3 separate regions of the Homo sapiens genome follow, and all the other regions are linked to region 1. Evidence: chromatin loops called from intact Hi-C (ENCODE). Cell type or tissue: endothelial cell of umbilical vein. All regions are shown on one strand. Each heading gives the region's core, and the rest is flanking DNA. Links, peaks and the distances in the headings are about the cores only.

Evidence for each region. A loop is a pair of places that touch in the nucleus more often than their neighbours do. Peaks named below come from ENCODE experiments on the same cell type or tissue, not always from the same donor. Only the 100,000 strongest peaks of a DNase experiment are listed, where the experiment ranks them.
Region 2: it touches region 1 in a loop (3-fold over the local background); 2 of 110 quality-filtered maps call a loop at or near these places.
Region 3: a loop joins it to region 1, with 6 times the contacts of the local background. A loop is called at or near these places in 3 of 110 quality-filtered maps.

Annotation. Positions count from the first base shown.
Region 1 is chr12:79,298,651-79,309,876 of GRCh38, reverse strand. SYT1 (synaptotagmin 1) reads right to left here. Exons shown (of 11, transcript NM_005639.3): 8 at 10,326-10,493. It also overlaps the pseudogene LOC100420794. Among named protein-coding and RNA genes, the nearest start is that of MIR1252, 110 kb to the left of the region's middle. In endothelial cell of umbilical vein, for the core only: no CTCF peak of the experiment used is centred there; a DNase peak (open chromatin) is centred at 7,216; H3K27ac peaks cover 2,253 bases.
Region 2 is chr12:79,244,394-79,255,619 of GRCh38, reverse strand. All of the region lies in intron 4 of SYT1 (synaptotagmin 1), which reads right to left. Among named protein-coding and RNA genes, the nearest start is that of MIR1252, 170 kb to the left of the region's middle. RefSeq lists a silencer at 2,917-3,211. In endothelial cell of umbilical vein, for the core only: no CTCF peak of the experiment used is centred there; no DNase peak of the experiment used is centred there.
Region 3 is chr12:79,355,759-79,366,984 of GRCh38, reverse strand. The region is part of intron 9 of SYT1 (synaptotagmin 1); the gene reads right to left. Among named protein-coding and RNA genes, the nearest start is that of MIR1252, 58 kb to the left of the region's middle. RefSeq lists a silencer at 2,529-2,729. In endothelial cell of umbilical vein, for the core only: no CTCF peak of the experiment used is centred there; a DNase peak (open chromatin) is centred at 6,534.

The DNA of each region.
Region 1 (11,226 bases), core at 5,867-8,366:
AGAAAAAAACAAACAACCCCATCCCCAAACTAATTCCTGATAGCCAATCTGTGCTTAAGATGAATCTTTCTCTATACAATGTTAACAGTACCTTAGGTAAAATGTACCCATGAACATTAAAACTAGTTGTTAGAAAGATTTAACTAGCTTTATAATTTAAGTTTTAAAGCATAAATATTTGCAGCTTGATCTTCTGTTGACAGTGATTATCGGAGCCTAGAATTCAACATTTACAATTTCCATTCATGCACACAAAACACACACCATTATCACATAACTTATTCCTCAGGTCTTAAGAATCTTCTGCTTTTAAAAATCTTTGGCCTCCCAGTCAATTCCATGTTCAAACAACTTTTAACTCAAACTTTACTCTCAGATTTCTAATAAGTTTTCCACCCACAGATTATTAATGCTTTTCCTAATCTTTCATGTTGTACCACCAAAATCTGAAGCTGGCCTCAAAGAGATCATCAGATAAAAAAAAAAAAAGAAACATAAAGTGGTTATTTCAAAATAGAACATGGGAGGTCAGAATTCAAGATTCCCTACTGGGATCATATTTTATTTCACTGCAATGAATAACTGCTATCAGTAAGAAAAATCCTACATTGGACTCTTTCGTACTGTTTGGCGCCTGGCCAAAGAACCTACAAAAATGTTTTGGAGTACATGCCCTTTTTTCATACAAAGTGCCCCCACAGGAACACCAGGATAGCTGCAGTTCATTTGAGGCCTCACTTGTAGAAAGAGGCTATCACACAGACAGCCAGGACACCCTCCAGTTTGTGGAGATCCTTGAGAAAGTATGATTTTTAAAAATCTGGCCTGTACTTGTTTCACCGGCCTTTTTCACTGTATAGGAAAGTGGCAGCTGGTCTGCCAGCACTCATACTACTGCTCTTATCCTAGGTTTGCCATGTAATAGCTATGGTTTTGGAATCTCCCAAGTGATATTCTATAAAACTTGAAGGAATAGTTATGTCTCCTAATTCCAGGCTTACAGTTTCCAAATATCGTTTACTGTTGTGTATGTGCAGATGATACACTTGTAGACTCGCTCATTATCCCCAGCTCTGGTGTGGTGTTTCAGGTGTGCAGTATAGGGACCATATCGATTGGTATTGTAGCCACAGTGGTCACAGCGAATACAGACCTTGGAGAAATCTCCCTCTTCTGCAGTGGAAGAGCCAGATTCCTTGTCTATTGCTTCCTTCTCTTTTCTTTCTTTCTTTCTTTCTTTCTTTCTTTCTTTCTTTCTTTCTTTTTCTTTCTTTCTTTCTTTCTTCTTTCTTTTCCTTCTTTTCTTTCTTTTCCTTTCTTTCTTTTTTCTTTCTTTCTTTCTTTATTTCTTCTTTCTTTCTTTCTTTTGACGGAGTTTCGCTCTTGTTGTATAGGCTGCAGTGCAATGGCATGATCTCGGCTCACCGCATGCAAGCTCCGCCTCCTGGCTTCAGCCTCCCGAGTAGCTGGGATTACAGGCATGCGCCACAACACCGGGCTAATTTTGTATTTTTAATGGAGACAGGGTTTCTCCATGTTGGTCAGGCTGGTCTCGAACTCCTGACCTCAGGTGATTCTCCCGTCTCGGCCTCCCAAAGTGCTGGGATTACAGGCGTGAGCCACCGCGGCCTGCCTCTCCGCACTTCCACAAAAAATTTCTTGGCACTGTGCACTCTGATGTGATGCACAAACTGTTCTTCAGATTCTGCTTCATATTGGCATGACTTACAGCGAAAGGATTTGGTCTTCGAGTTCTTGCCTCTGTCCTCTGTTCCAGGTGTTTCAGGAGGAAGATCTTTATTTGAGCTGTAAATCTCTGGAGCAGCTGATGCTTCAAATGCAGGCTGAAGTTCTACAACGCTGAGTTCCAAACGTCTCAGCCCATGAGGTTCACCTTTCATTTCAGCACTCTTCGAGGCCTTCTCCTTCTTCACTATCTGAAAAGCTGTCATCCCCAACAGGCATCAATTTTGCCATCTGTCTTTCTTCACCGACCAGGTAATCACAGCAGCTGCCATTTACTTTCCCACTGAAGGCCGCATTTGCCAGCAAGACAGGATGAGGTGAGGCCAGTTCAGCTTTAGAGAGATCATGCAAGTCATACATGCCGTTAGGCAAGGCCATTCCAATGTTGCCATTGCCGGTAAACAGCCCTTCTCCTCCAGAAGACTGCCCCATCTGGGTGGCCATGACTGTAATCGCAAAGGCTTCGTTCGGGCTCCTCCTGCCGCCCCCCCCCACGCCCCCCCACCCCCACCCCCAGCCCTTCCGACCATCCCCGGGCTCGCCCAACGCCCAGGGCCAGGCGCCCCGGAAGTCTGCAAATTTCATTCCCCTGTGGCTCCTGGGAGGACTCCAGCCTCAGCCCCGCCAGCTCGGAAGGTCAGGTGGCCGAACGTGGGGGTCTATCTTATTCACCACTGTATTCCCTGAAGTTAGCACAATACCTGGCTTATAAAAGAGGTTTAATATATGATGAAATCAGTGAAAGAATGAATAAATAAAATTAATTTACAGTATTTAAAAGTTCTTGTTCATAATTGGCAAGAATTTAATCATGTTTAAAGCAAGTAAGTTTGTGTGTCTGTGTATGCTTCCTCTCTCTCGCATTCTTTAATTATTTAAGCTCTTGTTTTTCAGCGAGTCCTCATTCTCCTCCCTTATTCTGTAGTACAACTAGTACAAGTCAATCACTGACATTTCATCTAATTGCAGAGTAACAGATTGTAATGGATTAAAGATTTTACAGCACAAACATTTGGCCTGCTCAAAGGTAGGTAGGAGTAAGACAGAAGGTAAAAACATCTAATTTTAAGATTCACAAACAAGATAAAAAATATTGCTCCCAAGCATATGATGAACTCAAGAGAAAAGATTACATTTGAATAGGTTTAAATCTGTGGAAGACAGAACAAAACATTCTCCTGTGTTGCTCACATTGCTTCCCACTCAAAACCCTTTTCATTATTTCAGTAATATGAAAAACCAGATGTAAACAAGGCTGCTCTTGTCTACATCATTATTCTCATTCTCCTTTTGTTTTATATTTGTTCCCATTTCAACTCCCACTCCTCACTTTCTGCTCTGCCAGCTTATACACATGAAATCCAGGCTCCCAAATCCACTTTGCTCTGCTTTATTTAAAATTCAGCTGAAAACTCTCGGTCCTTTTATTCTTTGGATAAAAAGAAAACCTAATACTTACATTGATTTCTATTAAAACAATTATATTTTCTTGGTACTATGTGTATCAGAATTTATATCTCCTAATGAGAATTTTCCCCATAGCAAACCATTTGAGAGACCATGTAATGATGTTAATGCTCAAAGCATTTAGGACAGAATCAGAATATAAAACTCACAAGAACATCCATCTCATCACTTTCCCACAGTAATTACAACTGTTTTACCCAATTCGATCATCAACTAATAGCCTATACTTGACCCTACATAGTTATGGCCATTTCAATGAGATTTACCTTTTCAAAGCAAAGACAAATCATTATTGAGAACAGATAATGTATTATACATTGAGAAAGATACTTGGAGAGAGGGACTGGAATTCAAAAATATTTTAGGATACTACAGTGCAACTGGAATGACTGGGTATCTTTTAAAGATGACTCTCTCAAAGGTGATAGAACATTAGAATGCATATTTGTTAAATTCTAATTTGTTCAACCAATCTACTTGAAAATATTTATTTAAGCACTTTGGATGTTGCAGTCACAGTGCAATGTGCTGGGCCTAAGTAGATAAACAAAACAGACAATATCCTTGCACTCTCTTAGTGGCAATATGGCAGTGTAGAGAGAAAATGGGTTTGGGAGCCAGACAGACCTGAAAAGACCAAGAGAGACTCTTTAAAGAAAATGGTGTGGGCCAGGTGCAGTGGCTCACACGTGTAATCCCAGCACTTTGGGAGGCCGAGGTGGGTGGGTCACTTGAGGTCATGAGTTCGAGACCAGGCTGGCCAACATGGTGAAACCTCATTTCTACTAAAAATACAAAAAATAGCTGGGCATGGTGGCAGGCACCTGTAATCCCAGCTACTTGGGCGGCTGAGGCAGGAGAATCGCTTGAACCCGGGAGGCGGGGGGTTGCAGTGAGCTGAGATCACACCACTGCACTCTAGCCTGGGCGATAGAGTGAGACTCAATCTCAAAAAATGGCAAGTGTAGGCTTTTAGACCTGTGTTTGAATTGTAGTTATGGCATTGCCCGTGTAAACTTGGACACATTACTTAAACTTTCCTGGGTCTCAGTTCCCTTCCTTCCCTGTTTTGTAAAACAGATTTGGTAATGCCAATTTTGAAGAATGTTATGAGATTTTTTTTTTTGTCAGCATATAGTAGACTCTCAGTAAATGATAGCTATTATTTGTGTTTATAGGATAGGTAGAGAAGTTAATATAAGCTTTAATGAAGATGAACTTTGGAAGCTAGAGAGCCAGGCTGTGAGACCAGACCTTTGGGTGGTTATCACTGTGACAAGGAAGGCAGGTGCAGTAGGCTAAAGTATGACAACGTGAGGGAGAACAATGGAAGGTAGCCAAAGTGCATTTTGAAAATGTCCAGGATCTCTCCTTGCTTTAATTCTTGCTTCAAATTAGAGTCTAATTTATATTACTTTTCTAGGGAATTTAAAATAAAAAATATTGGATTTTTGTTTAGAAACTCTAAAGTGAGAATTTGGATTTCTTTTACCTCTGCCTGAAAAGTCTTTTTAACCAGAAAGGCAAGCAAATTACAGTCCTACATACTAGAGAGATATTTCAAGTTATTTGCTTTTTCCTATCATGTTCTTGGAAACCACATCACGAAGTGGATAACATTTATTATACATAAGAATACAATTATAATTGGTGACAGAAATTCTAACCAAAGACTCAAACTCAAATAAACCACAGCTATGACCCAAGATACTGTAAAAAATAAAACACATCTATACTTCTGTAGCAGTTTAAAGGGAAATCAATATGTTCCAAGTCCCATGATATGGACGCAGAGATACTAGGTACACTAATATATATTATAGTTTTAATATACTATAAAATAATTCAATACTACTAAACTATATCTACTATATTATAAAATTGATTAACAACAAATATTCTAGGCATGATAAACTTAGATTTTATTCCTACTCTTTGAGTTCTCCCTAGAACTAATTCTTTCCCATTTTCCTCTGGATCAATTTCCATGATGTAGGCAGAGACTTACACCATAGCTTTCAGTCTTACATTTAAATAAAAATTAAGGTAATCTATGAGCTCCATGTGCATTATGGAAACAGGATGAAAAAGAGGGTTACAAAGAGGGAGACACTAAATAAGCCTTTAACAAACAAACAAAAGTTGTTGAGACAAAATCTATTATCATTTTCAAAACCAAAAACAAAAACAATAACAAGGTTGATTTTGCTAAGCATCTGTACTGCCTCTATCTTTAAAGAAACATACCAAAAAAACCCAGAAAGGCACTAAACTATCTTCAGCATTCAGAGCTAGGACATTTTGCTGATTAGCTTTCAGAATACTTTAACCTTCATTTGTAAAATATGAACACAATGACTATTAACACGGACTTTAAAAAGGGCGTTTGGACACATTTCTTACAATACAATAAACATCTCCATTCATTCATTCAAAAATAGTTTTTCACGCCTATTGTGTTCTTGCCTCTGTGATTACACTTGGTGAGGAACCATAGACATGGTTGCTGCCTGGATGGAGTTTCAGTCCAGTGAGGAAGATAGACAATGAACAAGTAAAGAAAAACAAGTATAATTCCTGAAATGCTATGGATGCAAATTAATGTTTTTGTTGTATTTCTCAAATGTGATAGGTTGTGAATGAATGACCAGGAAGGTTCTTATTGGCATCCATGTTTAAAATTCCAACAATTAACCTTTTATAAGGATTTCCAATCAGGGCATTGATCGTTGGGTGGAGATTCTTGGAGAGCATAGTTGCCGTCTGATTGCTAAATGTACTTAGAAATAGCATCACTTCTTTCATGATCCTTGGGCATAAAAGATGCCATAAGGAATAATGACTTTAACTCATTCCAAGGAAGTACTAAGGAATTGACCATTGGAAGTTAAAAAACTGTTGCCATTTGATTGAATATGTATTCTTCACATGCTTTTCTGTGAAGTAAATCTTTTTCTAATTAGGCTTAAAAATGTGAAATTTTCTTGCAAAATTGATTTTCCATTAAAGCATTAAAGTAGTTTCTCTTCCCTTCTGCTTGGATACTAATTAAATTATGTTCCAACTTGTTTTAATTCTGCAATCAATTTTTTTCCATTTGCACTAGATTACAGAATCTCATTTAAAAATCACTCTTTACCAAATTTTACACAAAGCCGAGGTGATAGACTTATTCTCTAATGGAAACAAAACAATAAAACAGTACTGCTCAAGTCATGAGAGCTTGCAGCATATCAGGGCGGAATGTTAAAAAAAAAGGCTTAGTTTTTTTTTCTGGTGCTATCTATTCCTTATGCTGTTTTTAGAGATAACAAATATCAGTAGAAGGCATGGAGATAAAAATAAACTTTATAAATAGGAACAAAATGTTAAAATAAAAAGAGTTTAAATACTTTGATGATATACCTGATCCTGGGGTGCAGAACTGAGACAATTTTAAAACTGCACATAAGTGAAATTTATAAGAAGGGAAAAATGGAGTCATAGCTGTTGCTTGTAATGTTTGAAATAATTAAGTCAAAATATTAAATAGATTATTCTAAAAAGATAAAGATTGGTTTCAGGTTTGACTTGTGTATACAATAAATACTTATTTTTTGAAAGATTAAAGAGAAGAAAATCTCAAAGATTCAGCTTGGGGCTATACATATTGGTAGCCTTTTGCACACTGAAGAATTATATACTGATTACCAAGGATGATTTTGAAGCCATATACTGAGAAATAAAAAAATTAAGAAACAACAGTTTTATATATAACCATCTCTAGGAACTCAGAGGATACATATTTCTGTTTTAAAGAAACAAAAACAAGAGAAATGTTGACCTGTCTCCAAGGTCAAATTCCACCTTCATCTATTAGAAGGTGGGGAAGTGGAGGAAGAAAGTAGTCGACCGTGCATCACTGAAAAAACAAACCGGCAAGTGAACGGAAACCAGTGAGGTGGCTTTGATTGTGTAAATTTGCGGAACACGATCAAGCCAAATGGAAACCTCACCAGTGATGTTTCCACCTGGGGATAGAATCGAATAGTGGGAACAATGTGCTTTTGTTGTGGCTCTTCCTGGTACACCTTATCTCTTCCACATCACTTCCTTTTAAACATGGGCCTAGTCACTTCCAAATGAGGCTCTTACACTATCCATGTTCCTTCCCATTTCTTTCTAAATTGCTTGCACATTATTTGGTCGCTAAAATAGTACATAATCCTTTAAGTTACACAATTACTTCATCATCTTATGACTTATAGTTGTCAACTTTCTGGCAATAAAACCTTACTCCATTTAATTAACATCACAGAGTTGGCTGTCAGTGGGTTTGATTTAACCTCTTTAAATCCAAGTCTCCGGCAGAACAGCTTACTATGATTAGCAGTACTTGTTCTAGATTCCAAAGCTGTTCCTTGAACTCCTTTTTCTCACTTTCTTTGATATCTTTCATCTCATTATGACATTAAAAATAATGCTTAACACTGCTAGATGAAAGCAAAACTAAAATCATGAACAAAATTGCTCATGTAAAGTGGAAAAACAATTTCTTTAAAATCATAAAACTAAAGTCAATCTAAGACTTCAATTTATTCACACAATTATAATTTTCTACAATTAATGGACAGTGGCATGAAAAGTTAGAGCAGATATCATTGAGAATATGTAATTCTTCAGATATAAAATGCAAGTGGAATCTTACTTCCTTTATAATGAAAAAGTTTCTAACTGGGTCTAGTCATCCAGAGATACTTTGTAAGCTAGACATCTGTCTTATACAGTTTTTTATAACCTATACCTTGATAAAGAGAAATAGTCTAACTGAAAACCAAAAATTTCTATTCCTGAGTAGAAATCAAAGAGGAAAGTCTCTAGAGTTTTACGAGTGTAATGATAAAATTAATATTTCCCATTAATAACTCCTACAGATACTCAGTAAGTGCAATGGTGAGAAAAAGGATAGCGAAGTAGATAAAAATAGAGGGAAGAGACACAACAAATGAGGAGATGAACACACAAAATGGGGAAAGAGAACACACACACAAAATTAACCAAGAAAAAGGTATGAGAGACCTCTCACTTAGTGAACATTTACCATATGCCAGACTCTATGCTGGGTACTTCATGTTCTATTCTATTTCATCGGTAAGTAAGATAAGGGGTAAATCATGTTAGGCCACTTTCTAGGTTAAAATTCTGAATGGGCAGTTTACCTAAACCCCTAGATTCTAGAGTGAAACCCGTCAGCCTGGTGTTAAGTTTCAAACTCTGCTCGTACTCAAAGATTTCTGAAAGAGGAAACTTGCTCAATGGTCCACATTCCCTTAGCTCAGAAAAAAACATTGCACAATTTTTCAGAAACCCACTGGGTGTGATCTTGGATGTCATTACCACCTGATAATTATCCAGGTGAAAGTAACAAGTGTGAACCATGCACCCTGCACAAGTGGGCATTGTGAAGTACCAGTGGTTCATGTTCTCATATTCAACCAACAAGCCAACCAAACACCAGTCAATTAATAAAACCAATCAGTTAATAAACATTTCTTATGGTCCTACTTTATCACCCAAAAAATTTACACAAAGTCAAACACTTCAACAAAAAAGTCAATGAAACATCCCACTACTTTGTTAAATAATTATAAACATTGTAACTGAATGATCGAATTTTTTTTTTCATGAAGATGTCTGTAACATTACTATTAGTTCACTTATAGGAAAGAACTATCCATAAAATCATATAATTTTAAAACTCGGTATTTTTCCTGGGTATTCTTGAATATCCACAGTAGGGCTAAATCTGTGTCAATGTCTAAGAAAGGTTAGTCAACATTCTTAGATATTGAGACAGTAAATATATATATATATATATATATATATATATATATAATAAGTATACATGAATATTATATACAAAAATACTTAAGCTCTGCTCTCTTTTTTGGAAAGTATAAGTATACATACTTTTTTCCAAAAAAAAGAGCAGAGTTTAACTTAAGTATTTTTGACTCATTTTGTAAAATCAAATAGCAAACAGCAATGTTAGAGTGAAAAGTTCAATTTCAGCATGGGAATTAATAGGCCTGTTCTAAAACCTCATTTCATCATATAGGGGGTATAAAGTTCATAGCCTCAGATTGGTCACAGAAAACCTTAGGCTGAGAGGATTCCCAGGTGATGGACTTGATTGAGTTTCTCTGAAGGCCTGACGTTCTCTCTGATCTCCCTGGTGACCCCAAGAGGCCAGGGAATCCTAGGGACCTGGAGATCCTAAATGACTGAGCTGTCAGCAATCTCTTGCGTAATTACAGCCTTACGTCAGGAACTAAAGAGTGACTGCGAAAGGAGTTGTTTTAGGAATTTGGAGAAGCTAAGGGTTGTTTGCTTTTCTAGTATTGGTCTACTGAAATGTTTGCAGAGAAAAATGCTGGTGCCAGGCAGGCATCGCATAATCAGATACAATTGATTATTATGAAGCTTAAATGCACTAAACATATTGAACTTCCCTTTTCAAGTCATGGAAAAATACTGGGCTAAACTATTAAAACTGGGAATAAACAATGTGAGGAGTAGCATAAAAATGTGAGTCATTTAAAAAATGGATTTAATATCAGGCTTTGTGAATTATATTTGATGTTTGACCAATCATGCTCTCGTATCTTTAGGAGAAACAATGAACTGTCTGTGATATGCAGAAACAATCAAGGAAAAAGTACCATTTTATTTCTGTGTAATAGCTACATAACCTATGCAGAAAACACAAAATGATTGTGGAAAAATGAGAAATAAAATAATTTTTCGTTGTCATTTTAAAGCAGTAGTTTATGAGTGTGTGTGGCCTTTTGTAAGCTTTTAGAAAGAGTTCCTGTGGGCATGTGTGTTTGTTTGTGTCCAGGGTTGCTGTTTCTAGATCCAGTACACAAATGTCTCTCTTCTTTCAGATAACACCCAGAAGACCTGTACACTTTTTAACGAGGTGGTGCAGTGCCCTTGACCCTATTTTATCAGCTGTCAACAACTAGAGGCCCACATCCCCCTTTGTAAAGAGTATTTCTCAATAAGTTATTATATGAGCAGCAACTGGCGAGTACAGCTTGTGATGTTAGAAATGCTAGTAATTCCCTTACCTCTTCCTTCTCAGCACTTTGCAGGTCACGCCATTCCTCAGTTACATGGCCAAAATCCACTGTGTTCATAGGGACTTTAAATTCTCCAATGATGTCATGCTTAGAGAAACGATCAAAATCATATACAGCCATCACTAGGGTTTTGCCACCCAATTCCGAGTATGGTACCTAAATTAAAAGACATGAGGATAAAATATCCAGTCACAAAAATGCTTAAAACATGTTACTTGTTCATGGTGCTTAATTTAATATTTACGTTGCATAAACAGAACAGGGAGATAATTTTGTTTTTGGTTATTTTTTAAATTCAGACTTTTGACAAACTGCTTGAGGCTAAAATTACTTGAGAGAAAATGGGAAATTTTAGTGATTTATTGCCTTATCTCAAAGTTCTAGAAGCTGTTAGCATTATTAATAATGGATCCTGCTGTTAGTTATACTATAAAGCCTTAAGATTAATAAAACAATAAACAAGCCAATTGCATTTGACTATAAGTAAGTTTTTCTTGTAGAATATTTTGTTGTTATTGTTGTTTTAAGTTGTATTGTCAGGGTGTAACTTACTGAGGGGCAAATAACTTATTTCAAATGCTCCATTAACTCTTTCAAGGCATTTAAATGCCACAGTTCAATGGAGCAATGATTTATTAAAGGCTATGCTAGGAGTCTGAAAGGATTGAAATGATATTCACAAGTGCCTCACCTACTCCCTAAAATAATTTGCTGATTGACAAGAACTGACTAGGAAATTGATGTTTTGAATATAAGAGGTGCATTATAATATGGGTTTTGAAGTTCATTCTTGGGTATGACATGCCTTAGGATGAGTGGTGGCAAAAGGCCAAGAACTGATGAATTCTCCAGCTGTTCAAATATATCTGGGACAGATGCTATGGGTTGG
Region 2 (11,226 bases), core at 3,219-5,718, 52 kb after region 1:
ATTATGCAGGGATTAATTTACTCAAGAATAGTAGGTTCCTTTCCCAGATGTGTGAGATGGATTATGACCAAATTAAGTCAGTTTTGTACAGGCATAACTTACAGATATTGCAGGCTTGGTTCCAAACCACCACAATAAAATGAATATTGCAATAAAGTGAGTCACATGAATTTTTGGTTTCACAGTGCATATAAAAGTTCTGTTTACACTATACTGTAGCCTGTTAAGTATATAATAGCATTAGGTCTAAAAATCAATGTACATATATTAACTTAAAAACACTTTATAGCTAAAAAAATGCTGACGATCATCTGAGCCTTCAGCAAGTCATAATCTTTTGCAGGTGCAGGGTCTTGCTTCTGTGTTGAAGGCTGATGGATGCTGACTAATTAGGGTGGTGGTTGCTAAAGTTTGGGGTGGCTGTGGCAATTTCTTAAAATAAGATAACTATGAAGTTTGCTGCATCAACCAACTCTTCCTTTCATGAAAGCTTTCTCTGCAGCCTGTGATACTGTTTGATAACATTTTACCCACAGCCAAACTTCTTTTGAAGGCAGAGTTAATCTGCTCAAACCCTGCCACTGCTTTATCAAATAAGTTTATGTAGTAATCCAAATCCTTTGTTGTCATTTCAATAATGTTCATAGTATCTTCACCAGGAGTAAATGCCATCTCAAGGAACCACTTTCTTTGCTCATCCATAAGAAGCAATTCTTTATCTGTTAATGTTTTATCATGAGATTGCAGCAATTCAGTTACATCTTCAGGCTCCACTTCTAATTCTAGTTCTCTTGCCATTATCACATCTGCATTTAACTTCTCCACTGAAGTTCTGAACCTCTCAAAGTCATCCATAAGGATTGGAATCAACTTCTTCCAAACTCCTGTTAATGTTGATATTTTGACCTCCTATGAATCATGAATGTTCTTAATGGCATCTAGAATGATGAATACTTTCTAGAAGATTTTCAGTTTACTTTCCTCAGCTGCATTAGAAGAATAACTATATACAGCAGTTACAGTCTTACAAAATGTATTTCTCAAATAATAAGGCTTGAAAGTTAAAATTACTTCTTAATCCATGGGCTTCAGAAAGGATGTTGTGTTAACAAGCATGAAAACAACATCAATCTCCTCCTGCGTCTTCATCAGAGCTCTTGGGTGACTGTGTGTATTGTCAATGGGCAGTAATATTTTGAAAATAATCTTTTTTTTGGCTGAGCAGCAGGTCTCAACAATGGGCTTAAAATATTCAATAAACCATGCTGTAAACAGATATGCTGCCATCCAGCTTTGTTGTTCCATTTATAGAACATAGGAAGAGTAGCTGTGTCATCATTCTTAAGGGCTGTAAAATTTTTGGAATGGTAAATGAGCACTGGCTTCAACCAGCTGCATTCATCCCTACTAAGAGTCAGCCTGTCCTTTGAAACTTTGAAACCAGGCATTGACTTCTCTCTAGCTATGAAAGTCCTATGAAAGTCTTCTTCCAATGCAAGGCTGCTTTATTTACGTGGAAGACATGTTGTTTAGTGTGGCCACCTTCATCAGTCTTCTGGAAAACTTGTGGCAGCTTCTCCATCAGCACTTCCTGCTTCACCTTGCACTTTGATGGTCTGGAGGCAACTTCTTTCCTTAAACTTCATGAACCAACTTCAAACTGTTTTTCTGCAGCTCCCTTACCTCTCTCAGCTTTCATAGAGTTGTGAAGAGAGTTAGGATCTTGCTCTGGATTAGGCATCAAATTAGGTAGTTGTAGCTAGTTTGACCTTCTATCTGAAACTTTCTCCACATCAGCAATAAGGCTGTTTCACTTTCTTGTGATTTGTGTGTTCAGTGGAGTAGCACTTTTCCTTCAAGAACTTTTCCTTTACGTTCACAACTTTGCTAAGTTGTGCGAGATGACTAGCTTTCAGCCTGTCTTGGGTTTCAACATGCCTTCCTCACTAAGCCTAATCATTCCTGGCTTTAGATTTAAAGTGAAAGACACAAGACTCTTCCTTTCACTTGAACACTTAGAGGTCATTGCAGGATTATTAATTGGCCTAATTTCAATATTGTTGTGTCTCAGAGAATTGGGAAGCTTTCTGAGGTGAGAGAGAGAGAGAGAGAGAGAGAGAGAGAGAGAGAGAGAGACTGGGCAATGGCTTTTGGTGGAACAGTTAGAACATACACCACATTTATGGATTACGTTTACTGTCTCATATGGGCATAGTTCTTGGTGCCCCCAATTACAATAGTAACATCAAAGATCACCGATCACCATAACAGATACAATAATAATGAAAAAGATTTAAAAATTTCAAGAATTACCAAAATGTGACATGAGAGAGATAGAGTGAGCGTAGCTTTGGGGAAAATGGCATTGATTTGCTTGACACAGATTTACTAAAAATCTTCAATTTGTAAAAAAATCTGCGGTATCTTTAAAGTGCAATACAGTGAAACATGATAAAATGTGGCAAGCTTATAGTTTTTTTCTTTTTGTCATTGATTGGTCTAGGGTTGGATATAAGATTTAGCACTAACAGTAAGATATAATGGAAACCTGGAGGAGACTTTCAGAAAATATTTTCCTCCCTGATAAAAGAGAGAGCACTAGGGGAAAAGATCCTTTTTGCCTTTGCTCCCCACCATTCCACTTCCTGATTGTATTGCTATGTGGGAATATGATGTTTGGAGCTGCCACAGCTGTTCTTTAATGATTCAGAGAAGGCTCAGAATTACTGGCTCAACCTGTCAACTAGCTCTGGAACTTCCTTCTCCATTACTTGACTTTATCTGAGAAAGTTAAATGCGTTATTGTGTAAGGTGGCTGTATTAGTCAGGATAAGTTAGATTATGCACCAGTAATGTCACAAACAATCCGAAGTCTCAGGGGTATAACACCACAAAAGCTTATTTCTCACTCATGCTACAGGTCTACGGTGGATCAGTAGAACTTCTGTTTATTGCAGTCACTTAGAGACCTGGGTTGATGGAGCAGGAGCACCTGCAAAATTGCTGGTTTCTGTTCCTGAAAGAAGAATGAGGTCTGGATGATCTCATATCAACAATCAAATGCTTATCCCAGAAGTGAAGCATATCACTTCCATTCACAACTTCCCTGTCAGAATGAATCACACAATTCTACCCACAAGAGAGTAAAAAAAGTGCAATTCTGCCAAGTGCCCCTAAGCAGGCGCAGTCAGAAATACTTTTTGAACAGTACTAATGACCACTACCTCTGCTTAAGAATCCTGTTACTTGCAGTGAATGTATACTAAATATGGTGATGATGATGATGATGATGATAATAATCCTTAAAATTATTGAATGTCAACAATAAATTAGCCATTGTTCTAAATTTTTAATATTAATGCATTTAATATGTACAATAATCTTATAATGTGAGTACCATTTTTATTCTCATTTCTCTGATGAAAATCTCAGAGTAGGTTCTTGCTCACATTTAGAAGCTTAATGATAGAGTCATGATTTTTTACTAAACTTAGGCCGTGTAGCTGTGAAATCTATGCTGGTAACTAACATGCTCTACCATGTCATAAATCTGTAAATTTTTGCTCTTCAAATATCCATAGATATATAGATACACATCTGTCTATATATTATCTATCTATCTATCTATCTATCTATCAATCATCTATCTTGTTAAGAAAAACATATATTCAACTACCATAACACTGTTATTGGAAAAAAAAATAAAACTCCATTAGGAGATATTTATCAGTTACTATACACTTAGTTGAAGTCAGCATATTAGACACGTTTTGAATCAGTTTTTCCAAAGCATGGAAGTAAGCAGGTTTTCCTCCATAAAACAGAAAAGCAAAGTATATTTTATAAATTACCAAGCCTGAGGCCTCAATCACTAACAGCCTGAGTTCTACTCACTTGGGGTTAAGTCAAGATTGAACACACTTTTTACTGTCCATGGAAGGAAGCAAGTATCTATAGCCCAGAGCTCTTCACTTGGTGAGTGCTGAACTTCTATAAATAGAAGTTATAAACCTCAGACAATGCATTCAGGCGATGACTACAGAGTGTGGTTATCCATAGAAGTGCAACTTCATCCACCAACTTACTCTTTATGGGAAGACTATTTTGCTACCTGCGCTTGTTGACTGGGTGAGGGAGTATCTAGATTTGATGACTAAGGAGGCTTATTTTGACTCAAATTTCCATTTTCTCTTATCTGAGCAAGTTCTATTTATTTTCTGGGGAGATTTCCTCATTTAATTTTCCTGAATTTGGATTTTGGAGTTTTAATTGATTTTTTTTTTCCCTCCAGGTTCATATCCATTGTTTGGTAAAAGCACTCAAATTCCTCTCTGGAAAAATAATGCTTCCTCATTGTTAATCAGGGTAATTAGAGTATTAGTGATTCTTCCCTTCTTTAAGGGTGGATATAAGTCTCAGGTCTGGTGAGTCAGGAGATTTCATTCCTCCAGGGCAAAATGATTAGTCTATAGCTGAGTACATGACCCAAGTCAGTATTAGTAGTACTCAGACTTGAGACTATTGTGACAAATGCTAGAACTAGAAAAGGCAACAGAAGGGTAGAAATTTTGCAGTCTTCTTTACTGATGTATTTCCACATTGAGTACAATGCTGTCACATGGTAGGCACTCAGCATAAAGTGAAAAGTCACTTTATGCTGAGCTGCTCCACTAGTTGAATGGAAACCTTGAGCTGCCAGATAACCAACATGTAGAGGACACCTGCCTAAGAGAGATGTTAAAACCTGAAGAAAGCCAAGCCAAAGATGGAAAAAGAAAAAACGAAATGCTGATAACATAATTTGCCCTTTGGTGTCCAGCTTTGTGGAAGCCAGGGTAGGTGGCTACTTCTTAATTCTTAAACAAACCAACAAACAAAAAATTCCCCTTAACACACAAGTTGAAGTTGAGTTCCCCCCACCTAAAATACAATTCATAGATCATCCATTTTATCATATGAAGATTCTTCTAGTTCTGGGTTATTATAACAAAATGACCAGAATTGGATCATCCTAAAATCACTGACTTCACCATTTTGTTCACAGATTTTTATTGTTGCTGCAGTATAAATTATAAATACATTTCCACAGATATAAAAACACTGCAGAGATATACCAAAGTTGTGCACGGTAATTACCCTCAAATTTGAAATATTTTAAGTGGTCTGTTCTTGCTGGACTCAAGGAAATTGACATATCTGAGGGTGATTCAACGTGAGTGTTCCAGGAAAGCCCTTATTAGGAATACGGAGGAATATGTTTACATACCGGAATTGTATTTATTAATAAAGAGTGAGTAAGAACAAGAAATAAGAGCTTTTTCTTACTGGGAGGTATCATATTCTGGAAGTCAGACACACCAAGCCATGTTCCTTTTTTTCCTGGAAGGACTTCTATAAAAGGGATGTTCAACTCTTGTCCTGAATCCTCCTTTCACCTATGCAGTGGTATTTTTTGTCAACCACTTTTAGATAGATTTTGTATCTTCCTAGATACATATTATTGGTAAAACTTTGGGTAAGTTAATTTCTCTAAAATGGAAATAATGATAATATTCATCTTATAGAATTGCATGAAGATTAATTAAGATGATTCAAGTAAAGTGCTTAATAATCACTATATTAATGATAATGATCATATTACAGGTTCCAGACCCAACCCTATTTTTTTTTTATTTGGTCTGGGGACTTTAAGGAGTTCTAGCTTTCTTAATTTGCCTTATTCTGATTTGGAGATTCACTTCTGATGTTGGGGTTCAAAACTTTGATACTTTACATTCTACTCTAATTTCTAAAACAGGCTTCATTCTCCTAAACTGCTGTTAACATGAAAAATTTTAAATTCCATTTCTCCAGGAATGGTGACCTAACCTTCTCTTGTTGGTTCATTGATAGGAGTAAAGTCATCACCAAGGCTGGGCTGCTGCTATTGGCTGCCACATTACCTGCTTGGTTATCTGCAAATGACAAGACCCTTGTTTCTACATCCTTCCTGCAGGTACTTAGCACTAACTTCTGGCTCAAAATGCTTTGATGCCATCTCCCTAAAGAAAAACCAATAACTTTTGGTCTTTCTTTAACTACCTGATTGGGCTGCTAGTCTAGTCCTTCCATAGAGTTGTGTATGTCCTTTAGAGTCTGTCTCCTCTGGATGCATGTGATTTCTCACCACTCACACTTCCAACTCTTCAGATGGAAGATATAGAAAGAGGTAAAGAGGGCCGGGCGCGGTGGCTCAAGCCTGTAATCCCAGCACTTTGGGAGGCCGAGGCGGGTGGATCATGAGGTCAGGAGATCGAGACCATCCTGGCTAACAAGGTGAAACCCCGTCTCTACTAAAAATACAAAAAATTAGCCGGGCGCGGTGGCGGGCGCCTGTAGTCCCAGCTACTCGGGAAGCTGAGGCAGGAGAATGGCGTGAACCCGGGAAGCGGAGCTTGCAGTGAGCCGAGATTGCGCCACTGCAGTCCGCAGTCCGGCCTGGGCGACAGAGCGAGACTCCGTCTCAAAAAAAAAAAAAAAAAAAAAAAAAAAGAAAGAGGTAAAGAGAAGAGGGAATAATTTGCATAGTGGTTGCCCTTCAACAACTCTAAGCCGGAATAGCCATATGCCTGGGAGATGAAACATGCTCCGGAGTCAAAAATAGCTAAAACACATGCAGAGAAATAAAATCAGTTTATTCTGCCAAGGATATCCTACCTCTAAAAACAGATAATTAATTTCACAGATTTTTAAAGGGTCAATATTCTCAGATTTTCTATACAATCAGTTATGTGTTAGAATCAATTTAATCAATCACCTCCTTTGCAGGGCTAACTCTCAATTAGAATGTCAAGGGTCTCCAGCTGACTTAAACTTTTGGCCCAGAGGTGTTTGTGTCAGCAAGATCTGAAATCTGATATATTCCAGAAGCAAGCCTTTCTTGCCTATTTGCATTTTGTTGAACATACCATTTCCTCTTGACTCTCATTTTAGTCTTCAGTAAAGTTAGCCTTCTCCATCTTCTTTGGTACTCATTTACATCCTATCCACTGCCAAATTCCTCCCCATGGCATTTTTGAAACTTAAGACTTTTTCATTTTCACAAACACCATACTTCTCCTTCCTTTTGATATTTCCATGCGTAAATTGCTATAATGATTTCTAAACAAGGAGGCAAGAAAGGTCTCTGGCTTTCATGCTATTGTCAAAATATTTTTTCTTTTTTGAATATGCTAATTTTCCTCCTTTAAAGAATGTCAGGTACAATAGAGGTTCTCCATCACCTGCACAACCCAATCTCTCCGTCTGTTGAGTCCTAGTTTTTTTCTAATATATTTTTATTTTAATCAATCTAATCTTACTGTACCCTTTATCCATCTCATTCATCTCACTTACTATTAAATCCTGTCTTTTGGATCTAAAAATAATCTTCTCAACTCTCCATTAATGGAGGATTCACTTAAAATATTTTTTTCAGAAATCTCATTGGTTTGCACCAATGTTATGTGATTAGTTCACCTACTTTAATGTGGGGCATCCTAAGGAAGATTTAAATGGACTGTGCCAACTGGGTCAAATGGGCTTAGTTCTGTGTAAGTTAACTTTAAAATTTGACTTAATTATTCGGACTATTCTTCGCTATTTTTTCTAACCAATAAGATCTTTATTGACCTTCATTTTCTGAACACGTAATTCAAGATGTTCTTTCTTAAGAGAAATATTTTCAGCAGCCAAGATGGCTCTTATTACTTTCATACTTTGTGTTCCTTCACTGTGCATCTTCCTAGATTTTCACTATAGCTTCCTGCGGTTTTTGAAATACTGCTCTGGAAGCTGTTTTTCAACTCTTATTTTTTTTTTGTTTTCTTTTATAACTGTGAGCCTTTTGAGTATCTATGTTTGTGTGCTGAAAGCATCTATTGTATTGTAAATGTCTTCCACTGCCATTGTTGTGTACTCTAGAAGGTTGTTTAGTACACAGCAGGCACTCATTAAATGTTTAGAGATCCACGGCCAATGTGTAGGTGGTTGCTAAACAATCTACCATGTATTAAGGGAATATATGTTTTTACCTTTCTCAATTGCAGGTGGGATGCTAATAATCCTGGAGTTCTTAATAATTTCCCATAAATTGTTTCTCTCATGAGGAAGAATTGTGTATCACTGACTTTGCTTGTGTTACTTTGCATTATACTCTATATATCCCAGCAGTGGTATGTTAATTCTAGGCCAAGAATGTTTAAAAACAATATTGTAAAGTCCAATTATAAGAAAAGCCTTCCCTGCCTCATGAGTTATACATATTAGATGGTTTTTAACTTCAGATATCTTTTTAAAAGCAGTGAACCGAAAGTACCGGTAAATGGGAGAAATGAGAATGCATTTTCTATACAGGTGAGAAAAGATGCCTCATCATACTTGACTTTTGAATACCCTCCCTAAAATTTTAATATCTGCTCTATAAAAACCATACACTGTAAAGTCACAGGTGATAAACTCATCACTAAATGTAATTATCTTTATTTTTCCCAACCTCTATGACACTTGGAATTGGAAACAAATTTAAAATTTCTAGATTAAAAAAACCTTTATCCTTTGAATCTGTTGCTTTTATTCTTTGACTTCTCAGCAACTGTACATCTTTACTTCTATCACTCTATCCATCTAACACCCCCAATAACTGAATGCTCTGTCAACCTTATACTGAACCCTTATGTTCCAGCCACTGGGCTGGACAAGGGTGATAAAAAGAAATCAAGGCATCCCCTTAATTTTCCAGAAAATCATAATAATTGAGATAAGAGATAAATGACTATGATTCCAGATAGAATTAACGATAATTGCCTCAGAGGCCATTATTGTCTGAATGTGTCCCCCAAAATTCATATGTTGAAACTTCATCACCAGTGTGGTAATTTTAAAAGTCAAGGTATTTAAGAAGTGATTAAGTCATGAGGGCTCCTCCCTTGTGAATGGGATTAATGCCTTATAAAAGAGGCTTCACACAGTATTTGCCCCTTTGCTCTTCCACCTGCCACCGTGTGAGGAGACAGTGTTCAAGGCACCATCTTAGAAGCAAGGACCAGGCCCCTATCCAGACACTGAACCTGTTGGTACCTTGATCTTGGACTTTCCAGCCTCCAAAACTGTGAGCAATAAATGCATGTTCTTTAAAAATTATCCAGTCGCACATATTTTGTTATAGCGGCAGGAATGGACTAAGACAGAGGCAAAAGTTAAAAAAAAGTGGAAATCCAGAGAAAGAAGAGAAGAACTGGAATGGACTTATGAAAGGGGTATCATGAAAAATGTGTAAAATTCACACATGCGAAGCTGATGGGTGAAAGAGAGGCAACGTGAATAAAAGAGTAGAGGCGAAAATAAGTACTACATTGAAAAAGAGAACAATATCTTTTATGCACATTGCCTCGTCTTTTGGAATTGACCACTAACATGTCTACTGGTCTTCAGATTCTGTTCTTCATTAAGACTTTTGCATAATTTCCATAAAATATTTTAATCTTATGATTAAAATACTAGTAAAAATCTTTAATAACTCCCTATTTTTTAAAATAAAAGAAATGCTCTGCTTTAAATTGATATTAAAAGTACTTTATATTTGGATGCTAAACATTTATCTCATACTATGGTGCAGGGGCTGATTTTCTGCAACCAAACTGATCTTTCCACGTATCTCAATTATGCCCTGCTCAGGCCACATCTATTTGCTCATGTGGTTCCCTTTCCTGAAAAAAAAAAAGTGTTAGTCTACTGTTATATATTCTTTTTACTTTTCATGAAATCCTCTTAAACTACTCTGTTAAACATTTCTAGAACTGAAGGAATCATGTATTATGTTCATTTGGTATCTCACCTATATTTATCCTACTACATGATCTATAAGAAATCATGTTGAATTTAATTAGACAGTGATAGAAGCTAGTTTAAGGGATTTCCCCTGAGTTGCTCCCCAGAACAGCTTGCTTTGGTCTCAGAATTAACAAAATTGCATAATTATTTTCTGTGTTCTTTTTCTTTTTTTTCTTTTTGCCACGATGCTTTGCCATTATATTTTTCTTGTTATAAACATTCTTCTCAAAGTTCTGCACGAATACATACATAATGAAGTTTTTTTTTTCTTTTTTCTTTTCTTTTTTTTTTTTTTTTGTTGACGGAGTCTCGCTCTGTGCCCAGGCTGGAGTGCAGTGGCGCCATCTGGGCTCATTGCAGCTCCGCTTCCCGGGTTCTCGCCATTCTCCTGCCTCAAACTCCCGAGTAGCTGGGACTACAGGCGCCCGCTAACATGCCTGGCTAATTTTTTTTTTTTTTTTTTTTTTTGTAGAGACGGGGTTTCACCGTGTGTTAGCCAGGATGGTCAGGATCTCCTCACCTCGTGATCCGCCCGCCTCGGCCTTCCAAAGTGCTGGGATTACAGGCGTGAGCCACCGCGCCCGGCAATAATGAAGTTCTTATGAAGTCAAAGCCAGGTTAGAAGTTATTTATTTATGTTTGAGTTTTCAAGCAAAGACCAAAGTGTCATTTTTTAAAGCATGGCTTGCTTCTACACAGAGGTATGGCAATTTCAGAGTCATTCCTTCGGCCAGAAAACTCATTGCTCATACCTTATCTTGTAGCCATAATAGCTATCATTCCAGTGGAAAAAATTTTCAGGAATTGCATTTACTTGCCAAGACAGCTACCTACTTCATCAGATGAAGTTTTTGAGTAACTTTTAAAGTTCTCATTCCATTATTGCCACATAGAAAAAGAAACTAAAGATAGAAATCTCAGTTAAAAAAAAGCCGTTCAAAAGTCAAACTAGAATCCCAGCTTCACTAGCTCAACATGTACTAAACTGAGATGTGTGGAAACTTAGCGGGGAAGGTTAATATAACCATGGAGCACTTTAGCTTTTTTTTTTTTTTTCTTCTTTTTTTGAGACAGGGTCTCTCTCTGTCGTCCAGGCTGGAGTGCAGTGGCGTGATCCTGGCTCACTGCAACCTCTGCCTCCTGGGTTCAAGCAATTCTTCTGCCTCAGCCTCCTGAGTAGCTGGGACTACAGGCGCCACCACCATGACTGGCTAATTTTTGTATTTTTAGTAGAGACAGATTTTACCATGTTGGCCAGGCTGGTCTCGAACTCCTGACCTCAAGTGATCCTCCCACCTTGGCCTCCCAAAGTGCTGGGATTACAGGCGTGAGCCACTGTGCCAGGCTATCACTTTAGCTTTATGATCAAATATTGAT
Region 3 (11,226 bases), core at 5,501-8,000, 57 kb before region 1:
TTAACTGCCATCCAAATAATGAAGAGGCATTCTTTGAACACACACACACACACACACACACACACACACACACACACACACACACACACAGTATTATTTATATCAGCCATATAGGAACACACATTCTCCTGGAGCCAGGATATGGTGACAAAAATTAAGAGTTAACCAAGAACTGTCTTTTGCTTAGAAATAACCAATATTTATATAGTGCTTTCTACCTGGAGCTTTCACCTAATGTTATCTCATTTGTTTATTCAACAATATGGCTGTCTCTAATACCCTAGTTTTATAGATGAACAGACTGAGGATCAGAAAGGTTAAAGGCTTCCGATCCAGGCTTTCCAGGGCCAGTTGCTGCTCCCTTTCTGCTGCGCCCTGCTGTCTCTCAGGAGAGGGCCTGTTTATGGCTGAGTTGCAACTCCACTGGAGGCCAAGGAGGCAGGGACAAATGCTGGCATTTTCAGATAGGTATTTATTATTAGGCTTTGCCTTGTAGTAACTGTTAAATCATGCCTTAGGCCTGCCTCTTGGCAAGGTCAGGGCACATATAAAGCATTTCTATAAAGTTAAATTCCTGATGGGAGGCTTTTAAGGTTTTTATATTTTAATGGAGTTATTAAAATGAAAGTTCAGACTTGCATAATTCATAAACATTCACTGCCTCTTTTAAAATCTCTTCTACTAAGCTATTTTTAAAAAATTTTGGTGAAATCCTTATAAACATAAAACACTAACATATCTTTCAGGTAAGATTAGAATAGATTCCTAATTACTGTAACTGGAGATATACTGTGATATATTATTGCCCTTTAGGCTAGTTTCATTTGCAATATTTTCACTACATTAAAGACAGTGCTGTAAAATGCAGGAGTGTTTTCTAGATACACGAATTGGCAACTTTTAGTAAAAGTAGCTTTCAGATGCTTAATTGTTTTTATAAAGTCTAGAAATTGGGAACTTCCCTTCAAAATGACTTTCATAGCGGTATGTATTTTTACTTTGACTTTTAGTGACTGTCACATATCTTTTCAAGTTGTTATCATAATAATGCTGCTGGATTGAGTGTTTTAATGGATTCAGACTCCTGCAAATATAGTTGATGAAAATATGAAAATCTACAAGCTAATGACCTGCTTTTTTTTTTTTTTTTCTGGTACTCTTTGCAATCAGTCTAGGCTGTCTTTTTAAGCAACACATTTTTAGATTTTGAACTTAGGGTAATTGCATCTTACTTTAAAATCCTTTCTTATTTAGATGCATAATGACATTGTATAAATGTAACATTTTACTTCTCAGCAACAGCAGCCAGTAGTAGAAGCAGCAGCAAGTAAATTTTAGGAACATTAATAAAATAGAGACTTTCTCCTATTGCTTTTCTTTCTCACTGATATGTAGAAACTCTTTGTATTACAGGGATATTAATACTTGATCTGTTTATGTGAGGCAAAGCTTTCTTTTCGTGTGTTACTCATCTTTCAAATTCATTTATGGCATTTATTTGGGAAGCATGACATCTTTACTATATTGTTCCCTATCCAAGAGCATGTTATTTTTCTATTTATTTAGGTCTCATTTGAAGTCTTTCAGTGAATTTATATAGTTTTTCTCATAGTTATATTTATAAGAGAATTACTAAATATACCATGATACATTCGAACAAAGGGATGCTATGCAACCACTAGATATGGCAGATCTATATGTTGGCCCAAAGGATCTCCATTATATATTGGTAGGTTAAAAATAATTACAGAATAATGTGTTTAAAATCCCATTTTGTAAAATGTATATATATTTGTATATATATGTATAGAATTGATATAAGCAGAAAGAAAACCTGGAAGGATATGAAATTTCAAATTATTTCCTTGAGTCAATTAACTCTGAGGAATGGGAAAGGATTAGAGGGGGCTGATTTGAGTTACTTTTTTACTTATGTATGAAAAGAAGTGGTGGGGTTGTGGATTAACTTTATTTCTTGAGCTTTCCTATAATTTTAAAACTAAAATTCTAGATAAATATTTAAACACAGGGCTATTTGTGAAAGCATTTGTTTCCTTAATAAGGATATGGAAGTTCATAATATTCTCTAAAAATGACAGCTGCGTCAGTAGATTACTGAGTAATCTTGCAGTTTCATATGTATATGTAGTATATGTAGTAATTCTGCAAGTGCACTATCACGAAATGTGCATTCGGCTCTTTTTGTTTGTTAACGGGACACTTTATTAGTTAATTACACTGTCATATTGTTGACTGAAATCAGTAGTTTGAAATCTATTAATTTCTTAATCATGTTGCTTTAGTTTTGGCTAAAAGCAGTTTCAGTGGTTCTGAGGATATAAAATAAATGCGCTTAATTCTTTTTTTAAGTTAAATAAAATCATTTATTTCTGAAAGAAAAAATTATAGGAAGCCTCCTAGTTGTCCAGTCATCATTGAAAATGATGTACCGCAAAATTTAGGCCATTAGTAATTTAAAAAGGCTGTCAGCCGGTATGGTCTTTTGACTTCCTTTGATAAGGAGTTAGTCTTTAAAACAGTGGACAAGTAAGATGCTGAATCATTGCCTTATCTGTTCATGCTGGGCAAAAGGTGACCAAGGGATCATTCTCTGTCTTTACTTTTTCCCTTGAAAATGCCTTTATGACTGTCGTTGAGGTATAACTACAGTAATGTGTGCATTTCTGTGTCACTCTCTTTTATCTCTTGGAGATAGTCTGTTTTTCTTTCGTTTAACCATTAAAGGGGGTGGGGAGGGGGGAAATGAAGGAAGGAAGTAAAATCTTCTGAAAATGATGGCTAAAATAACCAATTGGTTTTAAGAATTCCATTGTCTGGTTTTTATTTATGAGCCGATATTTCTATTATAATAGGATTACTACTATATGATGCCAAAATAATTGCATTAAGTGATGAAATTAAGTCAGATCATTTGGAAGATGAAGACAAAATAATCAGTTAGATTAGTGGAATTTAAAAATTTAAAACTGATTGTTTAGGCAGGGTATATTAAGGTCTGTTTCTTCAGCATATATGCTAGGGGCTCTGAGAACACAGACATAAGTAGACACAATCCCTGCTCTCAAAGTAGCTCATGGTGCAGCAAGTGGCAAGACTATGGTGAAAAGGGAACAAGAATGATATTTTTATAACTGAGATTAAGAATAAGGGATTAAGGAACCAAGTAGAAACAGTATATACTTTTGGAAGCAGAAGTGATTATAATAAAGTACAATTTTTTTTTTTTTTTGAGACAGGGACACGCTTTGTCACTCAGGCTGGAGTGCAGTGGCACAATCACAGCTCACTGCAGCCTTGACCTCCTGGGCTTGAGAGATCTTCTCACCTCAGCTTCCCATGTAGCTGGGACCACAGGTGTGCGCTACCATTCCTGGCTATTTTTTTTTTTTTTAATTTTTTTTGTAGAGATGGGGGTCCCACTATGCAGCTCAGGCTGATCTCAAACTCCTGGGCTCAAGCGAGCCTCCCACCTTGGCCTGCCCAAGTACTGGGATTACAGGTGTGAGCCACTGCACCTGGCCAGTACAGTTGTTTTTAAAAGACTGTCTTTGATGTTTCCATTTCTGAGCATTATTATAGTGTTTGAGACTCAAAACTTTGCATGCTTTTGTCACCTATTATAGGCTTTACTAACAGGAATCTTATACCTTTGTAAAAGGAAGGGGGAATAGCACCGACTTTTGCTACATGTTTCTAATAGTTTTATTAGAAACTCCCAAATATCTCCTGAAAGAACCCACTAAACATAATTTTTAAAAATAGGAATTTGTGGGGACTCTATTCCTCCCAGTGCAATTACCTATTAGAAATTCTGACCCTCCTTATTTTTTTTTCTGTATACTGAATGAAGAGAAGGGAATAGAAGTGGCCAACTGAAGGATGCAAATGTAAGCATTCTGGGTTGGATTAGTGAGATATGCAGCTGTGGGCTATTTATGGTTACCCATGGAAAGGCATGAGGGGTTCCTACAAGACAACACAAAGGTTTAGAGATGTCTCCTTGTAAGCCTATAACACAAAACAGACCTACACTTATCTCAGTCTTATATTTCAATCTGTTCCATTTCCTAGAGCAACACGTATTTACAACCCAAATGTAAAGTAGTAAAGAAAATTTGACAAAGAATTTTTGAGTAGAAAGGTGCCTTTGAGATCATCCTGAATAGCTATCCCTTTTATCTATTCTCTTTCAAACATCAAGGTGACTTCCTGATTCTAGTATTGTGGGATGTGATAAATAGGTAGGTATTACTCTAGCTCTACCTTTCATGATTTTCAGACTTTCATCATATCCTTTTCAGACCACAAAGTCCCGCTGTTCCTAGCCTGTCCTCACACACGGCCCCTTCATCCCTTTATTGTAGCTGCTTTCCTCCAGCAGATAGTCATCTAATACCACTGTCTTTTCTGAGGTGAACAACCAAAACTCTGTGTGTTGTACACATGAATGAGCTCTGGAATTGGACAAAGGTAGGAGATTTTCCCTCCCTTTTATTTATAAAATCTTCTGTGACAACATCAAGCCTTTTTTGGGGTAGCAAAAAAGACATGTTCACTTGGTGAATGTCTTCAATGGATGGTTCTATGTGACATTTTTCTTGATTTATAATTGATCCTATTACTCTATACTCTAAATTGGGTCACGTTTTCCTTTTAGTGTATTATTTTTTAGCTTGACCCAAATGAAGCACATCTACCACATTTTTTGGCTTACTCAGCTTAGCTAGATTTTTTAAATTTACCACTGAGCTTTGCATTTCAATGGCTGGAAACGTTTATCTTATCTTCAGAATTATGAGTTTTAAGGTGACTGGTGAAAGTGCCTTAGAACAGACCTCTTTGGAACTCCCTGTTTCTACTTCTTCATCTGTAGATTTCTCTTGTTAAAATTATCTAGCTGACATGTGTTTTCCTGGTAAGTTGTCTATTGCAATTCAAATTTCTTTAATTTTAGTATTTATATATGTAATTTTGACCCAAAGAGTCCCATAACAATTTACAAGGGTAGTAAGCTTTTGTACTCCTACATCATACTGCCCCTCTCCCAATAATATCACATACTCCTTTACAGAATTAGCCCTTGCTAAAATTTAGTTGTAGGTAAAATTTTTCTTTAATCTCTAAAAGGCACTCAAATCCCTTAAACTTGGACTCTCTTCTACCATGTTCGGCAACCTCTCTTCTGTACCACAGATACAGCTGAAATGTCACTGTTTTGTGTCTCATCTTCTTTTGTGTGTGAAGAATAAGTCACTAAAATAACATACCAATCTGTACATTAGGGAGAAACTGATACAGTCCTTTCCAGCATAAAAATCATCTATAACTATTCAATGTCTGGTGTTATGGACTTGTTGATCTCACCTTTGCTGTCTAAGTAGCTGAAGAACTAATTAAACAGTCAACCAACTGATTTATGTTAGTGAGTTCCATGATAGAATTTTAGCTTGAGTATAGAGGATATTTGGAATCAGGTCACTTTTGGACATCTTTCAAACTGCAGCATGTAGTTATCCACCTGTTCTCCAGGTTGAACCTGCTGAGCAATGATAAGGACCTAGACATCAGGTTTTATTCATTGGAGTCTGAAGACAGTCTGCTTGGGTTGACATCCTAGCTCTGTCAAATAGTAATCCTGTGACCTTGGGTAAGTTATGTACCTCTCTGTCCTTCAGTTCCATCATCAATAAAATCACATTAAAAATAGTATCTACCTCATAGGGTTGTACTGGGGATTAAATCAGTTAGCCATATGTAAAGCATTTAGAACAGTGTCTGGGCTCACATTCTGCTATGCAAGTGTCTGCTGTTTTTACTCATATTCTCAAGGACTGGCATGGTGCCTGGCACAGAGGAGTTTTCACATGATGTTTGTTGACTGATTGGATATATACCTGCTGGCTAAAGAATCTACTTAGGAGTTTTTGGGCTAACTCTTCTGAACAAATACATTACAGCCTATCACTTATTTCTCTTGATTTCACATCTGCTCATTTCTCTAAAACTTTTAGTCCTTCAGGCAGAGCATTTCTATCCATTCTGTGGATAACTGTGCCTGGGTCCCAACTTGTACCGGGCTTGGCTATAATCCTTTCTAATTACTCATTTTCTAGAATGATCCAGTTTCAAGACTTGTCATTTGTTTTTTAGACCAATCTGTTCATGTTTTACGAATTCAGATTATTTTATCAATATTGTAATTAAGCATTTTGAAGTATCCCAGAATTGATATTATATTGTAACATTCATGCCTAAAATTATGATGAAGCTTCTGACATCACAGCCAAATTATTATGCATATTCCTGTCCCATTAGCTCAATAAGATGCCAGTTTATTTGCATATTATTGCTTGACCCTGATATCATGGCCAATTAATTTGCATATCCCTGTCTAATTGGTTCAAATAAGTTTTTGCCATTTTATTTATTGGCCCGGCTCCCAGACTGGTGGCTTTTAGTTCACATCAATTGAATTTGGAGTGTTTTTCTTTGTTGTGCTTTCAGCACCAGTGGAAGGACAGATAAGGGTGGTAGTCAAGGGTACTAGGAAACAACTTCAGAATGTACAAAGGAAACATCTATTGCTTTTATTTCCTCTTTCAGTGGAGGAGACTCAAGAAAAAAAGATAATAATTTAGACATGTGGGCCAGGTATTTTTCAGGGAAGAGGATACTGGACTGATGAAAGAAATAGAACTTCTTATTTGAGGAAATTCCATTATATAAAGCAAAAGATGTATTCTATGTTACTGACCCAAAAAAAAAAAAATTCTAACTTGGAACTTGGCTGACCTAGGCCTCAGTTAAAATTATGACATAGCATTTTAAGCCTCTGAAGTGTAGTTTTCAAATTTAAGATGCATAAAAATAACATGGGTATGTGTGTATGGACGGGGAGGACCTGTTTAAAAGGCAATTTCCAGGTTCCCACCCCTAGATACTCAGTCACAGCTTGGTTTGAATTAGTCCTTGAAATCTTAGTTTTTAATAAGTACCCTAGGTGATTTTGATGGGGTTATGCAAAATATCACATGTTGATAAATATCGCCTGAGGGAATGACCTACCTCTGCTGGTTCATGGTTTCTCCTTGGAATCTAGTAGTTACCTGAGGTTGGGTGAGTTGCTCTTTCCTAAATGATCTCAAATATTTAAATCTGGCTGCATTTCCCAAATTACATTTCTAGGACAGTAGAAAAGGAGCTAGAGAAAAGACAAACCCATGATTAACATTTAAAAAATGGCATCTTCCAGAAAACAGAGTGTGTGTGGGTGGAGGGAGGGGGACAGGGTAAATTTTGCTCGCCTAGGTCACAGTAGCTAATCCACACACTGGCAGTGTGACATATAGTGATGGTGACTCCTTCATCACCACGAGTCCCCTGTTCCCTCTCTATCATTTCCCTCAAGTAATTGCTGCCACTTTCAAACATTTCATTTCCCTTTTCTTTTGGAGACTTAGAGATGTTTTGGAGGAACTCTCCTACAGCCCCAAATGTTGCTTTTCACAGTACAGGTTTCATTTCATAGTAACAAGGCAGGACTAGGGATGGCCAGGAAGAGGACTAGGGATGGGTCATAGAACACAGAGTGAAAGGGACAGAAAAATGATGAAGGAGAGCACTTTGCAACCATTGTTGACCTGATCCCACCTCCTAGCCACCTCCCTAGCTCCTTGATGTTCAGGAGGCTGCTGGAATAGCTACATGTGATTTCAGCCCTTTACCATATGGGTTTCCAGCTTGCCCCCATGCTTGACATACTTTTGTTATGTTCCCTACTCCTCCAATTTAGGTGAATGCAAACCACATCAAACGAGCAGAACTGCACACTTTTTACCCTTGTTGATTTGCCATGGCTACTAGCAGTACAAACACAGAAAAAAGTCTCAGAAGAATTAGGTGCTAGCTTCAGGGAATGAGGGAAGTAGAACATGTCTGTGAGATCACATTCTGTTTCATATTGGGCCAGGCAAGAAGAGGAATCTGCCAGAAACCACAAGTGAAGCAAGAAAATCAATTTGTGGTTCTGAGAAGGCAAGAAAGGGGGCACCCTGGAGCTATTTGACTAGGAGTATCCTTAAGGGTTTACAGTTACGAACATTTTCCCCAGTCTCCAAGAATCCCTCCATTTCCAACAATCCATGAAGACTCCATTTCTAGTCTTCCCTACTGTGACGACCTCATCTTGATGTTTCGGCTTTGGGCAGGGGAGGCACCTCACGCAGGTTAGAGCTGAGGAATCCTTGCTCTCCCATCTTGAAGGTAGGGGTGTGGGCAAGGCTGAATGCTATATTAGAAAGTCCTCTGCATTGAGAACTGGGGGGATCTGAACTTCAGTCCTACCCTCAAATCAGCTGAGATCAAATGTCAGTAGTGATAAGAGCAATTGCAAGTATTGAACACCCCCATCTATGTGCCACATGCAGGAAGATAGTTTATGGACATTGTCTAATGTCTCTAAGCTTCAATTTTCTCACTGGTAAAATCAGAATGCTATCTTCAGAAAGTATCTCACAGGGCTATCATGAGAACCACATGAGAAAACCAAGTTAAAAAATATTTCTAAATTAGAAAGTGTTCTATAACTGATAATGTGACTTTTTAACAGTTAAAAATAATTCTCAGATTGAAGTAGAAAAACAGAATTTCTACGGAATAGATCAAAATTTAAAAGCTATAATCACTTCAATTTTTGCTTATTTTAAAGTTTAGTGTTTCCTTCTTTAAACGGCCATGTCCTTAAATAGAAAACTTTCAGAATTTCATTTAATTTACAACAGAAAGCCTAAACTAAACTTACAGTGTTGACATTCCTCATTAAAGCTGTACTCAGACGTGTCAAATTTCTGAGATGACAAAAAACAAAACAAAACACCAAACTTGAGGAAAGTGATTGCTATGACACAAATAGGGACAAGTAGCAACGTATCTGATTAGTCTCTGACTTAGGAGTTTACACAGGTACAAATTTAAGAATAAAAGTTATATACTTTAGCTTAAAACTATGAGACACACAGCCTCATACCTTTGGGAAGCCTCAATGTTTCCAATGCCTTTACTTTGACCTCTTTATTCTCTTCCCCAATTTTCCCAAATAGAAAACATTTCTTATTTGAAGGAAGATTTACTCCACACAGAGATGTGTAAAAGGCAACGAAGCTATTGAGACATGTTTAAGAGGCAGAAGTCTTGATTGTCTCCACGTATAAGGCAAAAAGTCCTACACATGTTCTACAGCACCAACTTGCTCCTGAAGAACAGTCTTGCAGCCTGCAAGATTCAAGATCTCAATACAAATACAGTCATGCCCTGTGTAACCACATTTCAGTCAAGGATGGACTGCCTATAGAATGGTGGTCCCATAAGATTATAATACTGTATTTTTGTTGTACCTTCTCTATGTTTAGATACACAAATACAATTACCTACAGTATTCAGTATGGTAACATGTTGTATAGATTGGTAGCCTAGGAGCAATAAGCCATACCACATAGCTTAGGTGTGTAGCAGGCTGCACCATCTAGGTTTGTGTTTATGATATTTGTGCAATGATCAAATAACCTAATGATACATTTCTCAAAATGTATGCCTGTTGTTAATCAACACATGACTGCAGTTAAATTCAGAAATCCTCACTGTTGCTCACAAGCATTTGAAAGTTGGGATATTAAGAATGCAAATGCAAGGATCTACTGTAGAGATGTGCATAGTCCAATTAGGCTTGTCACTGTAAAGTATGAAGGGCTGAGATTTGCATTTTTTGCATGTGGATATACAATAGAGGCCAAATCTTTGTGCAATGCATTTTGAATGAATACTGCAGGAAGGAAATAACCTTGTTGGAGAGCAATAAGAAAATTATTTTACATATGTTTTCATGTTTTATTTTCTCAAATGTTTTGTTAATTATCTTAATTCACTATAGTGTCTATGCAAAATGTGGGCCTACTGATACGTTTGCCTGAATTAATCAGCTAATTCCATCAAACAATAAGATAAACTTTTTTTCCCCATTGAAGCAAGTAATTGGTTAAATCATCCATTGGTTGCTTTCCCATGTTGCATATTTATCCCAAGATTTGATAAAATTACTAATAGAAATGACTACAATAGTATTTAGTGAGTACTTAGTTGTGCCAGGCCCTGTGCTTTCATTTATTTCTCATAGCATCATCAACAAAGTCCTCTCATTATTCCCACTTTATAGATAATGCAGCTGAGGCTTAGAAGAGTTAAATAAATAACTTGTGCAATGTCAAATTGCTAGTTAGTGGCAGATGGAGTTTAAACTCTGGCAAAACAACCCACTTTGGTTCCAATTAACTAGTCATTTCCAGCAAATGTACTTTGGCATTTGAATTACCTGGAATGATCTTATTATATAATTTTGGTCTCCTCGTACATAGGTCAACTTACTTTGAGACAGACCATCCAAGTGCTTAAAGTTATTTTAATGGTAAGTGGGTTAGACACATTTGAAATGCAAGACTTGTTTTTTCAGGCCATAGCTCCTTTGTAAATAATTCATTATTCATTCAGCAGCTATGCTTAGTGCTACCCATCACTGAGAGCATTGTGGGAGGGATAAATACAGAACACAGTCTAGTGAGAGAGAAGCATGATGTTTGAGGGGTGTAAACAAATGGCTAATGGCATTTAAAAAAAGGCAAAGATTTGTTCTACTGGGATGGATCTTAAAACCATGAGGTCTTAAGACCTCATGAGTAGGTGGCATTTCAGCAACAACCTGGAAGAAGTGAAGAAGTGAGCCACGAGGTATCTGTTGTCTCTCCCAGACACCCCATGGCTGTTCTCTCTCCCAGAAGCCCCGTGGTTGTTCTCTCTCCCAGACGCGCCGTGGCTCAATTCATCACTTCTTCCAGGTTGTTGCGGAAATGCCACCTACTCAGAGGTCTTCTTTGAACCCCATTTAAGATGAATCCCCAATATTCCTTATCCTACTTCCTGCTTTACTGCTCCATAGCACCTGTTATCTCTTGGTAGACTCATGCTTTTGCTATCTGTTGGCTTCTTTTCTGTTTCCCTACATTAGAATGCAAGCTGCAGGAGGGGAGGGTCTTTTGCACTGTTTTATCCACAAATGTAAACCTAGTGCTCAGAACAATGTTGACTTAAAGTAGGGACACAATATATGTTTATTGAATGAATGGAGGAGATAATACTTAAGCTGGGCCTAAAGAATGG